2 separate regions of the Homo sapiens genome follow, and region 1 is linked to region 2. Evidence: chromatin contacts called from ENCODE Hi-C data. All regions are on one chromosome and are shown on one strand. Each heading gives the region's core, a stretch centred on a gene start or an enhancer-like site at or near the end of the contact. The rest is flanking DNA. Distances are from core to core; before and after follow the strand shown. Region 1 overlaps ALOX5AP (arachidonate 5-lipoxygenase activating protein). Region 2 overlaps LINC00426 (long intergenic non-protein coding RNA 426).

Region 1 (7,354 bases), core at 4,565-7,064, 390 kb before region 2:
TGCCAGCAAATTGGAAACTTAACTTCTAACCAGATATGGTGAAATTGCACCATAACTTCTCCAAATTGGTTGAGCTGAGGAGTCCATAGGAACACAATGTGACCAGTGAGAATGCAGTCACCTGGCAGAAGTTTTTCTTTCCAAACTGATATAGCATAGTAGGAATGCTTTCTTTGGATTTCGTCTGGGGAGAAGTTTTGACCTTGCCTCATCAAAGACACCTTCTTTGCACCTCTTGCATGTGGATGTGTCCAAGGCGGGACTCTAGTATCTTTCTCTGCAGATGGTGCAAAGAGGCTGACAGCAAGTGACATAATTTCTGTACTCTCCTCCAAATGGTTTTAAAATGTCTTAAATCACACCTTTAAACATCTTAAATTGATTCTGAGAATTAATACATGGAAGACCTAAATGTTAAAATAGAAACCTCTCTATAATCAGTTTAGCAAAGGATTTCCTTGAGGTCAGACTGCTGGAATAGCCCTGGACAGAAGTGCTTGGGAGAAGGGAGTGGAGCCCAGAGCACGTGGGAGCATGGAGAAAGAGGGAGATCTAGGTGGCCCACTGTAGCAGCACTGTGAGTACTCAGGGGCTGTCTGAAAGGGAAAATGCCCACAGAGGGCAAGGGGCCAGGCAATCAACCTGTGACTACCGTACTAATGCGTTCGAGAGTGGCCCAGCGATTTCGGAGCTGAGGGAGCAAAGCAGCCAATGAAAAACTGCAATGGAGGAGATGCCCCCTCCAATCCCCTCATGCCTACACCTCACTGAAACAATTAAAAATACCTAGATGAGGAGAAGGACTGAAGAGAGAGTATATCAGTGAGTGTGATATAGGCCTGTTCAGTCGAGATCCCTTGAAGCCAGTTTAATTCACAGGAAACCAACGGTACCCCTGAAGGGGACCCTCCCTCCCATGGTGCCAGCAGCAAGCCCAGGGACTCCAACCCTGCAGTGTGAATCTTTGTCCTGAGTTTGCACCATTCTTGGCATTCTGAATACATTTTTCTTGGGTGACCATGACTCCCCCTTTGGAAGGATCTCTGGGAACATCAAAGTTGCTCCTGGGATGGAACTGAAGGCCAGCTCCTCCCTTAGCTCTCTAGCATGAGGCCTTCCTCTGTGACAGGCCCCTAGTCCGTAGTCCATAGTCCCCAGCATGCCTGCCACTGGCTGAGCCTTGAAATACACTCTGCATAAAGAAGAGAGGAGCATTTGAATAACATTCATTCGGATTTGCATCCCGAATAGATTGCACCCATCTTTAGGAGCCGCTCAGGTGTTTTCAAACAACCTTTTTATTCAAAGAAAAGAATGAGAGAGGGGGAAAGCACCTGCTAATGTCCCCATTCTTTCTGTTCTTGTTCTAGTTGCTCAAGGAGCCCCCGTGTTAGAAAATGCAGTGGTGTCACCTCCAGACTTCCACCCGCAGGGGAGCAAGGGGTGGGTGAGTTGAAGGCTGTCGTCAGCATGTCCTGCCTGTGGCTTCTGAAGGTGACTGGTGAGTCATGGCTGGTGTTCACAGTAGCAACCCTGGTCTAACCCCACAGGAAATAGGTCAACTTCTCTAACCAAATGACTCTTTCAGATCTTTCTGAAGCTGCAGAGATCACACCTCCCTCCACCAATGTGCCCCATATCCCCACTCCCTTTGTTTTGACACTAGCACTCACTAAGATGATAAAGGGTGTCCACAAAGCCTCTCTGGTGAAGTCCAACCTTCCTCACCTCCCTGGCGCTCAGAAACTTGGCTCAGACAGACATGTGGTATTAAGGGTGGTCATCACTCCTAGAAGGAGGCCCCCCTGCCCATGCCCCCACTTATTAGCAACATCAGGGTTAGGACTCACTTGGCAGTGTAGACCCGCTCAAAGGCAAGTGTTCCGGTCCTCTGGAAGCTCCTCCCATTCTGGGTCCTGCTTTCGTGCTCCACTTTATGGGCAAAGAATCCTGCCAAGGGAAAAGGTTTGCATCTGGTTCATTGTGGGCATGTTCAGGAGCCTGTTACTTCCTTGTTTTACTAGAATGTTAAATGCCTCCTTGACTTGACCTCCAAGCAACCCTAAATGTCCTCCATCAACTGTCATTTAGCAGAAACGTACTCAGCAGCTGCTCTCTACTGAACACTGTGTTTGGTGTTAGAAACACAGTCATGAGCAAGGCACGGCCCCCACTTTCTAGGATCTTACAGTCTAAAGGAATAGACAAACAAGGAAAGCAGACATTCCACACAGCAAAGTGAGTCATGCCAAGATGAGATTGAGTACATGGTGCTTTCAGGGTCAAAGGAGGCAACTTAATTCCATGTTGAGTCACAGAAGGATTCCTTGAGGGAATGACATCTAAGATAAAATCTGAAGAACAAGTAGAAATTAGCCAAGCAGACGGAGGGAGAGGGGCCGCTCTAAGCTAAGAGAACAAAATATGCAAAGGTTCAGGGTAAAGAACTGTCTGTGGTTCAGAATGTTCAGCCAAGGAGGGGGAATGGAGGGCACTGGGGAGGGAATGGGATTTGGTAGAACCACAGACAAGGCCAAAGAGGGAGGTGATGAATCATTCTTTCAATGACATGTATCTATGACCATTTGCCACATGCCAGACATTTAGCTTGCATCCAAGAACAAAACAAAGAGCCTTGGTTTGAGGAACTGATGCTCTGGTGAGGACAGCAGAGGAGGAGACAGATCATCCACATTAAGCAAAATACATAAATTAAAATGATATGGTGTGCTGAGCTATGGGCGAAAGAAGAGCATGGTAAGGGGCCGTTTGAGGCATGCAAGAAGGTGGGGTCGTGAGCCTCAATGAGAAAGAAATAACTGAGCCAGGTCTTCAAGAAGATGACCATTGAGATTTGCCCCTGGGGCCTAGCAGGGTGACTGTGACCTTGCTGAGAGCCGTGTGAAGAAATTCAGAACTTAGTTCCGTCTGAGAGCAACAAGGAATTACTGACAGGTTTAAGCAGAGGAATGTTGTCATCAGAAAGCCACCCTGTCTTTAGTGTGGCAGGAACTTAGCAGAATCAGATCCAGGATAGGGGGATAAGATAGGAATTGACTGGGGTGGTGGCGGTGGGGGTGTCAGAGATGCCAAGGAGACACAGTCTGGAGGGTTTGACTATAGATTGGATGATGGGGGGTGGGGGGGGGGCGGTGAAGGTCTCTCTGCCCCCTCTCCCCTTCTATTTTATTCCTTTACTCCTTTTTCAAGAGTGAAAAAAGGGATACATGTGATTGTCAGGGATCCAACCACAGGGTTCCTTTTCATCAATTTCATATTATCCTCCTCAAAAAGACATTAAAGGGGTGCTTTATTGTGTATAGGAATAAAAGCCTTTCATGTTTTTCTTTTCTACACAAATAACACTCCTTCTGTAGGAATGTGCCCACTTTGAGTGTATCTGTAGGGCTCTCTTACGTAAAGGAAGGGCCCACCTCATCCCAGGCAATGTGGTGGGCACTTGCCATGTATTCCGTCACAGAGCTTTGCACCCACTCTGTGCAATGGGTAGTACTGTTCCCACTCTGTAGGTAAGAACGCTGCAACTTTCCAGAGTCAACCTGCTGCTGGGGAGAGGTGCAGCCGGGACTTCAAACTCTGCGGGGCATATGGGGATGTGTTTCTCCTCTTGCTGTCACCGTGAAGCTCCCTGCAGGATTTCATCAGCTCCACAGGTTTTTGTTTTTTTTTTTTAGATACGGAGTCTCACTCTGTTGCCCAGGCTGGAGTGCAGTGGCGTGATCTCGGCTCACTGCAACCTCCACCTCCAGGGTTCAAGCGATTCTTCTGCCTCAGCCTCCCGAGTAGCTGGGACTACAGGCATGCGTCATCACGCCCGGCTAATTTTTGTATTTTTAGTAGAGTTGGGGTTTCACCATATTGGCCAGGCTGGTCTCGAACTCCTGACCTCGTGATCCACCTGCCTCAGCCTCCCAAAGTGCTGGGATTACAGGCGTGAGCCGCCAGGCCCAGCCAGCTCCACAGGGTTTAATACACCTGTCCATTCAAAAGATCTGTTTTTACCAGAGTATGACAGAAAATGCTGATCATTTTCTTTCTGGAACCCAAGATGGTATTCCCTGCCTCTGAACGCATAATCAACCTTCTATATCTGCGGGTTCTGCATTCCTGGAGTCAACCAACCACTGACCAAAAATATTAAAAAAAAAAAAAAAAAACAGAAAACCATTTGTCTGGACTGAACATGTACAGATTTTTTTTCTTGTTACTGTCTTTTAACAATACAGTATAACAACTGTTTACATAGCATTTACATTCTATCAGGTATTATAAGTAATCTAGGCCACACACAGTGGCTCATGCCTATAATCCCATCACTTTGGGAGGCTGAAGCGGGTAGATCACCTGAGGTCAGGAGTTCAAGACCAGCCAGGCCAACGTGGTGACACCCCATCTCTACTAAAAATACAAAAATTAGCCAGTTGTTGGGGGGTGGGGGTGGGGAGGGGCCTGTAATCCTAGCTACACAGGAGGCTGAGACAGGAGAATTGCTTGAACCCAGGAGGCGGAGGTTGCAGTGAACTGAGATTGCACCATTGCACTCCAGCCTGGGTGACAAGAGTGAAACTCCATCTCAAAAAGAAAAAAAAAAAAAAAAGACAAAACAAGTAATCTAGAGATTATCTAGAGGTTACTTAAAGTATATGGAGGATGTGTCGAGACCATCCTGGCTAACATGGTGAAACCCTGTCTCTACTAAAAAATACAAAAAAAAAATTAGCTGGGCGTGGTGGCAGGCACCTGTAGGCTGAGGCAGGAGAATGGCATGAACCCGGGAGGCGGAGCTTGCAGTGAGCCAAGATCGAGCCACTGTACTCCAGCCAGGGCGACAGAGCAAGACTCCATCTCACAAAAAAAAAAAAAAAAAAAAAAAAAAAAAAAAAAAGGATATGGAGGATGTGTGTAGGTTAAATGCAAATACTATGCCATTTTATATCAGGGACTTGAGCATCCACGAATTTTGGCATCCGAGGGAGGTCATAGAACTAATCCCCCAGGGATACCGAGGGATGACTTTATTAAAAGTCAGAGGTTATTTCTACAACCAGCAGCACGATGTGCCGTACTTCTCTGCATCTGCCTCTCTTCTTTCCCTCCTTGCTCAGAGAACCGAGCCCCTTCCTTTTCTCTAAGGCTGCATCCTCTAACTGTGATCTTGACCCTGTCCATGCCACTGACTTCAAGTCTGTATTTCATTGCTCCTTCTCCCACTTCCAGAATCTTTAATATCATATTCTCTCCTTTTCTTTATCCTGGAAACACGCACAGATCTTCCCTATCCTTTAAACAAAACAAAAACAAACCTGCTTCAGTCCAACATTCAACTAGGGTTTACCGCTCCTTCCTTCTAAGCTAAACTTGGAAGAGTTGGCTGCCTTTGTCTACTCCTCACCGCCCCCTCACTCCCCAACCTCTTGTAATCCTCCAGTATGCTACAGAAACAATACATGCAAAGACCATAAACACACTTATCTCGGCTAGCTGCTAACAGTAAGCCAAAACCAGTGTGAGAGAGAGACAAAGACACAGATAGAGAGATGGCTGCAAACCGTTGTGAGGCATCCGCCGTACGTGGGCACTGCTAGCTACTTTAACTATATCATCTTGTGCAAGACCTTCAGCAACCACAGGTGGAGGTTATCAATCACTCCACTGCTCAGTGAAGGAAACGGAGGGCCAGAGAAGTTAAATAAGTTTCTCAACAAACATAAAGAGATCTTGAGATTTTAGTTAACCACAGAGTTAATATGAGTCAGCAATGACACATAGTTCTCAAAAAAATAACTCATACGTAGATTATTCTAACAGAGTCGATGCCCGGATCTCAGGAACAGCTTCCCTGTACAGAAGACACCTATCTGCATAGGTGTTCTTAGAAAGAACACAGGAAGAGGAGAGGAGACCCAGTGGCAAGGGACTTCAGAAACGTTAGGCCGAAGAGGGGGATATTACAGCTGACACTGTAAACACAGAAAGAGCAGGCACAGTCTAAGTGATTTTAGGGAACAGCACCAGGACTGCTGGGTAAAACGCATAGGGCTGCAGATTTCAGCTCAACATAAGAAAGAACTTCTTGAGCAGGGAGTGCTTGAATGAATGAATTGGAGGCAATATGCATGGAGCAAGTGTCTACTCTCTAAAGTCAGATGATTAGGTTTTAATCCCAGCTTCACGACTCCTGACCTTGGGACTTTCAACCAAATTCTCCATGACTCACTTTGCTTATCTGTAAAACAAGAATAAATAATAGTATGTATTTCTAGGCTGGTTTCATGCCTGTAATCCCAGCACTTTGGGAGGTCGAGGCAGGAGGATGACTTGAGGTCAGGAGTTGGAGGCCAACCTGGCCAACATGGTGAAACCCTGTCCTTACTAAAAATACAAAAATTAGCTGGGCGTGGTGGCACATGCTTGTAGTCCTAGCTACTCAGGAGGCTGAGACATGAGAATCACTTGAGCCTGGGAGGCAGAGGTTGCAGTCAGCTGAGATTGCGCTACTGCACTCCAGCCTGGGTGACAGAGTGAAACTGTCTCAAAAATAACAATAATAATATATATATCTTTATTCACTTGCATACACTTATAAAGACCTGTCTTTGTGCCAGGCAGTGTCCTGGGTGCAGGGGAATAAAGCAGGGAACAAAATAGGTACAGTGAAGGAAAGGTCAGCCTACAGCGGCCCCTCCAGTCTCTGCAAAGGCAGTTGCATGAGTGGGTGAGTGCAAGGATTAAATGGTGCAAAGATTATATGAGATAAAACTAAGCACAGCAGGAAGCGCCATTCTTCACACAACGCAAGCTTTCAATCCATGCAACAATAGGAAAGGCAAGCTTGGAAGTTTGTGAGTTTTCCAAACACTGCAGTGTTCAGGAAGAAGCAGCCGGTGGAGGCGGTGGAGGGGGGTGGTTGGGGGTTACTGTAAGGAAGATTCCTGCTTTGGGGGAACTTCATGAGTCTATGATTCTGCTTCTAGAGCCTGTCAAATCCCAGGTTGGATGGCAAAGTCTTCCAATACGGTGCTTGTGAGGTTTCTTGTGAGTGTGTGTGTGTGTGTTGGGGTGGAACTAGTAACAGCAGCTCCATTTCCCTCCTTAGCACTATGCTCACAAACCCTTATGATTGCAGGGCCATAATGTCGCCAAAACTTGGAGGAGGCTGCCTCTCTTGGGGGAAAGAGGCCGCTGCTAATGCCTGCCAGCTCCCCCTACAACCAGAGCAGATGTGGAACAGCCTCCTGCGGGAGGACATCCTTCCTCTGCCATCACTAAGTGTAGCTCAGGGGCACTGAGCCCCTCCCCTCAGCTCACATTTCTTCCCAATCACTTTCTCCAA
Region 2 (7,611 bases), core at 3,754-6,253:
TCTGCCTCCTGGGTTCAAGCAATTCTTCTGTCTCAGCCTCCTGAGTAGCTGGGACTACAGGCACCTGCCACCATACACAGATAATTTTTGTATTTTTAGTAGAGACAGGGTTTCACCATAGTAGTCAGGCTGGTCTTGAACTCCTGACCTCAGGTGATCCACATGCCTCAGCCTCTCAAGGTGCCAGGATTACAGGTGTGAGCCACCGTGCCTGGCCTGGTTTATGATCTTTTCAACTTAAAATGAGTTTATCATAAGTCAAGAAGCATCTGTGTAATATTTCCACTATACACATACAGTAGACATGAACAATAGAAAAAAGTAACCTTAAGAGAATATATAATTATAAAAATATTATGAAGTGACGAGTATTGAGATTTTATTAGCTTTATTTATTTATTTATTTACTGAGATGGAGTTTCTCTCTGTCGTCCAGGCTGGAATGCAGTGGTGCGATCTCGGCTCACTGCAACCTCTGCCTCCCAGTTCAAGCGATCCTCGTGCCTCAGCCTCCTGAGTAGCTGAGATTACAGGCACCTGCCACCATGCCTGGCTAATTTTTGTATTTGTAGTAGAGACAGGATTTCACTATGTTGGCCAGGCTGGTCTCAAACTCCTGACCTCAGGTGACCCGCCTGTCTTGGCTTCCCAAAATGCTGGGATTATAGGTGTGAGCCACCCCACCTGGCCTTTATTAACTTTATTTTTAACATAATTTTAAAAATTGTAAGCCTATACAGTTTAGTTTTTTAAATAGCTATGTGCAACAACCAGCTAGCAAAATTCCCGACAATTTAACAATCAGTTCTCAAAAGTCAGTGTCAGCTGGCCCTAATGCACCACTGAGTTTATGCCTTTGTAATGGTTTTCTTATCTTTTCAGTATATTAATCAATTGTTTTTAAATTTATTTCTCTATAGCATACAGTTACCTCTCCTCACATATTGTTAACACATTGGTAATCCATCCAAAATTCACATTGTCTAATTGTAGCTCTCAAACTGTGGTGAAGAAAAGATGACACCTCAGTAGAATGAGATGATGCTTGACATGAGGGATAAATAAAAGGGTTAAAATAAAATGAGGTGAGGGGAGGTCATCAGTATCCACAGGTGGTCAAAGAAAAGTGGTGTCAACACGATTGGGCAGAAGGAGACTGATACAGTTACTGCCTTGTCCCAGCAACACAATTGCTAGCAATACAGTTGCTAGGACAAGGTGGTAACAGTACCAAACTTCCAGTTCCCATTTAATCTCAGCTTTTTTTGTTTTTTGGGATTTTTGTTTGAGATGGAGTTTCACTCTGTCGCACAGGCTGGGCACGATCTCGGCCCACTGCAACCTCCACCTTCTGGGTTCAAGCAATTGTCCTGTCTCAGCCTCCCAAGTAGCTGGGAATAAAGGCGCCTGCCACCACACCGGGCTAGTTTTTGTATCTTTCATAGAGACAGGGTTTCACCATGTTGGCCAGGCTGGTCTCAAACTCCTGACTTCAGGTAATCCACCCACCTCAGCTTCCCAAAGTGATAGGATTACAGGTGTGACCCACTGTGCCTGGCTAATCTCAGTTTTTAAGAAGATACCATTTAATACATCTGTGTTTCTTAGCAATTCTCTGAAGTGCTTCCAAGCAACATCTTACTCTAAACATATATGACCATGAAGTGTCTGTATAATAAGACCAAGTGCCTACATAGAGCCCTTCATGAGATGAGCTCAAAGCATTTTACCAACAGTACCTCGTTAAGTCTTACCAAACCTCTGTGGGAATTGAGGGGGAACATCATTATTTCTGTTTTACTGATGGATAAAGCAGAGGCCTTAAAGCAAACCAACAGTAGCTGAGGCCAACTTGTTTGTCTGCAAATCCAATGTTCTATCTTTTCATGACAACACAATCTTGAACACCAAGTTATATTTTCTGCCTCTATATAGCTACGTGGAGGGTACAGTTTTATCTGAAATATCAATGAATTATTTGAAGTCCTGAATTGTATGATTCTGGTTTTTACCTTTGTTGACCCCCTCACACCTTCTCGCCTGTGTGATTTGCTAGCATCTTATGGTGTTAATACCAAAGACCTACCTAGTTACTTTTAATTGCAATTAAAGTGATTAAAAGTAATTGCACAGCCAGGCACGGTGGCTCACGCCTGTAATCCCAGCACTTTGGGTGGCTGAGGTGGGTGGATCACCTGAGGTCAGCAGTTCGAAACCAGCCTGGCCAACATGGCGAAACCCCATCTCTACTAAAAATACAAAAATTAGCCGGGTGTGGTGGCAGGCACCTGTAATCCCAGCTACTCGGGAGGCTGAGGCATGAGAATCACTTGAACTCAGGAGGTGGAGGTTACAGTGAGCCGAGATCACACCATTGCACTGCAGCCTGGGCAACAGAGTGAGACTCCATCTCAAAAAAAACCCAATAAATAATAAATAAATAAATGTAATTACACAAACCACGATTACTTTTGCACCAACCTAATTATCCAACATAACTCCAGTCTGGCTGTAGAAATAGGGGAGTGTTGAAACCAGAGGGCTGCACCATTCGGGTACAAAGGAGAAGATCAGGTACTGTGGTTTGGTCTCTGTGTTGAGCAGATAACAAAGCTTTAATAATTGCCCAAATAGACAATGGACATTTTGAGCATTTATTATGTGCAAGATATGAAATTTAGTATTCTATACTTATTGGCACATTTAAATTATTTTCACAATGACAATTTGTGGTTGGTATTAGCATTATCCCTGTTTTTCAGATAAAGTAAAGCCTACAGGGTCTGAGTAAGTTTCACAAAGACACAGCTAGTGAGTGGTTTGAACCAAAGGCTGTCCAGCTCTAGGTCCATGTGCTTTTAGGGGCTATTGTCTGCCTTTCTGCTCCATCTTTTAATAACACAGCTGGCCTCTTGGCTATGGGAATTAGTGTAGGGATGGACCTGGCACCCAGCAGAGTCCTAAACCAGGGTTCTCCTAGCTGGACCTAGCAGAAGAACCCTTTCTTCCTTGGTCACAGAGTCATTCGGCTGTTTCCCCGGTAAGGTGGGCTGCCATGTCTACTGCTCTGTGAAGAAAGCCCTCTGTAGGAGGAGAGAATGAAATCTACATGCAAAGAGAAAAGCAGAGATTATGATGGGGAGGCTGGGTGTGGTGGTTCACGCCTGTAATCTCAGCACTTTTAGAGGCCGAGGCGGGTGGATCACTTGAGGCCAGGAGTTTGAGAACAGCTTGGCCAACATGGTGAAACCTTGTCTCTTCAAAAAAATTAGCCAGGTGTGGTGGCACATGCCTGTAATCCCAGCTACTCAGGAGGCTGAGACATGAGAATCACTTGAATCCAGGAGGCAGAGGCTGCAGTGAGCTGAGATCGTGCCATTGCACTCCAGCCTGGGGGACAGAGTGAGACCGTGTCTCAAAAAAAAAAAAAAAAGGGAGAAGAATTCTGATGGCGTTCAAATCCTTGACTTCAATCCCTGACCCTGTTATCTAAACTAGCCTGAGTTCAGCTTTTGCCACTAGCCCACTGGGAGTGTCCTGAGTTACACAGGGTTTATATACCACACTATCCAGCTGCCACCTGTATCAAGTTGACCAGGATAGGGGAGTTCGCCACTGGGTCCCTTGGACTTACCCCAGTTGGTGTCAAATCTTTAAGCAGGTAAACTTTCCCCACAATACAACCCTTCTTCCACTTTTTTTTTTTTTTTTTTGAGTTGGGGGTCTTGCTCTGTCACCCAGGCTGGAATGCAGTGGCACAATCATAGCCTACTGCAGCCTTGAACTCCTGGGCTCACGTGATCCTCCCTCTTCAGCCTCCTGAGTAGCTGGGACAACAGGTGTACACCACCATGCCCCAACCCTTCTTCCACTTTGGAATATACTCTGTATCACACCCATAAGATTCTTCTCCATCTCTTGTTACTTGGCCAAGCCTCCTAATGCAAATACAGCACAGTATGTAGTGACAATGTGGACATCTTAGTGTTGACAGGCATTACTTCATATTCTGACCTCAAGAGGCAGGACAGCAGTCATGGAACTAACAATATGAACAATACGATGACATTCCTGACTTCAGCTGGGGGTCTCCTAACTGTATGATTTCACAGGCCAGATTATTACGATTTTTTTGGATGGGACAGGGGTGGGGAGAACATCATAGAGCTGCCAACTTTTTATTTTGTCAAACAGGGCTAGTAGACTTAAATTTATCCTTCCCCAACTCTTCATTCGTTTACTTAACAGGTCTAGAAAACACTCTTCTGTCATCCCTGAGGTTAAGCAACCTTACTAAGTCACTGGAAAAATATAAAAAGTCACATGAATTCTTCCACTCCACTTCACCTGATACCTTTGGTTACTGTCTTAGTCCATTTGTGTTGCTGTAAAGAAATATCTGAGGCTGGGTAATTTATGAAGAAAAGAGATTTATTTCGCTCACAGTTCTGCAGGCTGTACAAGAAGCATGGCACCAGCATCTGCCTCTGGGGAGGGCCTCAGGCTGCTTCTACTCATGGCAAGAGGCAAAGGGAAGCTGGTATGTAGAGACCACGGGGTGAGAGAGAGAGCAAGAGAGAGAGGAGAGGTACTGGGCTTTTTATTTAACAACTAGCACCTCCGGGAACTAAGAAAATGAGATCTCACTCGTTACCAAGAAGTCAGCACCAAGCCATTCATGAGGGATCTGCCTCATGACTCAAAATACTTCCTATTAAGCCCCACCTCCTAACAACACCACATTGGGGATCAAATTTCAATATGAAATTTATTGGGGTCAAATAAACCATAATCAAACTATAGCAATTACCTTCCAAAATTTAGAGGCAAGTATATGGAGACTGTCAGTTGACCTTGTTGGTAATAATTTTTTTAGTTAGCTGGAAGCTAGAAAGGGCAGAAAGAGGTGAAGAGGAAGCTGTGGCCATGGAGGTTAATGTGGTCTGGGCTTGGGGTAGGTGTGGTGAGTGGAGGTTGACAACAGGTACAGCTTGTACTGCAAGGGCTGGGTAGCACAGGAGCTAAGGGAGGTGGGAGGGCCCGCAGAGCCCAGGTCCTATGCTGGGTGTTCTCTGACGAGCTCTGGAATGAAGTAGGCATGGGCAGTTGTTAAGGCTTTAAATCCCTCGATGTTAGGCCTTGAGGGACTGTGATTTCTCCCCACATCACTTCCCCTTAACCAAGTAGTAAACTACATTTGGCCAAAATTGTGCCTTTAGGACAATAGCCAGAGCAAGACGCAGAGCAAATCTATGACAGCCACGCTAACACTGCACATAGGACCAGACACAGAGAAAAAGCCTTCTCAGTGTGCACAGTGTCTGCATCTAAGCAAAATAAGTCTATCAGAATCTCCTTGAAACTGCTGCCAGGGAAATCTGAAAGCTTCTAGTAAGCAAAGCACAATGAAATGGAAATGAGTTATAGAGTACCCATTACCTCTAGTTTAATGTGCAATTGATAAGCTCTTTTACTTACTGTACCACCTGTTTTATTTTAATGAAAGGAAAAATTAGCTATTAGAGCTTTCGTGGACTCATTTGCAACCATGGTCTCCCAACTGTATTTCTTTGAGATGGCTTTAAGTTCCTGAGTCCCCAGTTCTCTGACTGAGGTAGTGGTGGTGGGCTGTGTTGGGGAGGCAGGCCTTTGATTGGGGAATGTGGTCAGTGACCTTCAAGATGGCCTGTGATGGTCCCCACCTCCTGGTGTTCACCCTTGGTGTAGTCCCCTCCCACACTGTGGCAGAGTTGATCTATGTGACCAATAGGACACAGCAGAACCCAGTGGAGTTTATTTTTAAGATTAGTTCTCATGTTCTCCCTCTCTCTCTCTCTCCCCTCATCTATCAGATCACTAATTCTCAAGCCAGCTCTCATGTCAAAAGGACATGCAGACAGTCTATGGAGAGGCCATGGGGACTCTAGCCAACAGCCAGTGAGGGCCTGAAGCCATGAACACTGTGAGCACACTTGGAAGTGGCTCCTCCAGCCCCAGTCAAGCCTTCAGGTGACTGCAGCCCTGACTTGACAGCAACCTTGTGAGAGCCCCTGAGTCAGCCCCACCTTACTAGTTTCCAGACCCTCAGATGCTGTGAGAGGTCACACACATTTGCTGTGCCAAGCTACTGTGTTTGGGGGTAATTTGTTACACAGCAATAGAAAACGTAATACAGAGAGTACAGTACCCATTACCTCTAGTTTAATGTGCAATTGATAAGCTCTTTACTTACTGTACCACCTGTTTTATTTTAATGAAAGGAAAAATTAGCTACTAGAGCTTTTGTGGATTCATTTTGTGGATTCAGAGGGAAGATAGTATCTTCTTGACTCAAGAGGAGGCCCTCATTACTTCTGCTGGGAGAACTGTCCATGTCCCTGATTAGAGTGGTTGGGGCATTCTCACTTCCTTTGCTAGACTGGGGGTACTGGTGTTTTGAATTAGATACAGAAAGGATTTTGCCTACATTCATTGCTGCATGCCTGTAACCCTTGTCATTTGGAGGCATGGATCAGGAAGCGCACACAGAATCTAGAGGATGATGCAGATCAGTTCTTCTTGTCCCTGTTCCATCTTGGTGGGGGCGGCAGGAAACATTTTTGTGCACTTGTAAGCTTCTGAAACTGGTATAAATGAGAAAAAAATAAGCTTTCTTTCTTATTATAAACACAAAATACCTGTGGTGTAAAAGATAAAAAGGCAAAACTATTCACCACCAATGATTCCACCATCCAGATACAAATACTGTTAACAACTGGAGCATATCATACTCCTATCTAGGTATATATATTTTACACAAATAGACAATATAATAAGTGCTATTGTATGACTTTTTTCATTACATATATTATGAGGCTGTGTTTATGTGACTAATATATCTTGTCATCTGCAATTATAATTTTAAATGGTTGCATGATACCCATTATACAGATGTGTCATAATTTCTTAAGCCAGTCACCTTTTGTTGGATTAAATTTGTTTTTATTTTTGCTATTATAAGGATTGCTAAAAAGAATATGCTTGTAGCAAATATTTGTACCTACCTTGACTTTCCTTCTTATGATAAATTATTAAAATAGAATGGTTGGACTAAAGCATGTATACATTCTATTTTATTTATTTTATTTTATTTTATTTTTTGAGACGGAGTCTCTCTCTGTTGCCCAGGTTATAGTGCAGTCATGTGCTCTCAGCTCCGCTCAGCAACCTCTGCCTCCCAGATTCAAGCGATTCTCCTGCCTCAGCCTCCTGAGTAGCTGGGATTACCGGCGCCCACCATCATGCCTGGCTAATTTTATAATTTTAGTAGAGATGGGGTTTCGCCATGTTGGCCAGGCTGACCTCTAACTCTTGACCTCAGGTGATCCACCTGCCTCGATCTCCCAAAGTGCTGGGATTACAGGCGTGAGCCACCGTGCCCGGCCTAAAGCATATATACATTTTAAATGCATTCCCATATATTACCAAATTGCTTTCCAGAAAGTTTGTACCAGTCTATACTCATTGAAATTTATTAGTGTCTATTTCCTTGTACCCTTGCCAGCACTGAGTAATAATTTTAAAAAAATCTTTCTGGCCTTCTATTTATATGGGAAACATAGGGACTTTTCA

Evidence for each region. Hi-C counts contacts between places; a loop is a spot of excess contacts on that map. Pooled maps may share reads with other maps.
Region 1: a loop to region 2 is called in a pooled map, with 3 times the contacts of the local background. The contact joins two enhancer-like sites. A Hi-C loop is called at or near these places in 4 of 37 single-sample maps with no recorded cell type and 8 of 50 pooled maps.

Annotation. Positions count from the first base shown.
Region 1 is chr13:30,738,656-30,746,009 of GRCh38, reverse strand. It overlaps ALOX5AP (arachidonate 5-lipoxygenase activating protein), which reads right to left. Exons shown (of 5, transcript NM_001629.4): 2 at 1,851-1,950. LOC124903146 (a long non-coding RNA gene) reads left to right here. Exons shown (of 3, transcript XR_007063743.1): 2 at 1,371-1,501. Among named protein-coding and RNA genes, the nearest start is that of ALOX5AP, 6.8 kb to the right of the region's middle. RefSeq lists silencers at 1,562-1,631, 7,245-7,354 and an enhancer at 1,136-2,335. Within about 2 kb of position 5,814, at least 9 of the 41 ENCODE cell types and tissues checked have a DNase peak (open chromatin) inside an H3K27ac peak, as active enhancers do.
Region 2 is chr13:30,343,968-30,351,578 of GRCh38, reverse strand. The region is part of intron 4 of LINC00426 (long intergenic non-protein coding RNA 426); the gene reads left to right. LOC124903145 (a long non-coding RNA gene) reads right to left here. Exons shown (of 2, transcript XR_007063742.1): 2 at 4,411-6,623. Among named protein-coding and RNA genes, the nearest start is that of LINC00426, 26 kb to the left of the region's middle. Within about 2 kb of position 5,003, at least 2 of the 41 ENCODE cell types and tissues checked have a DNase peak (open chromatin) inside an H3K27ac peak, as active enhancers do.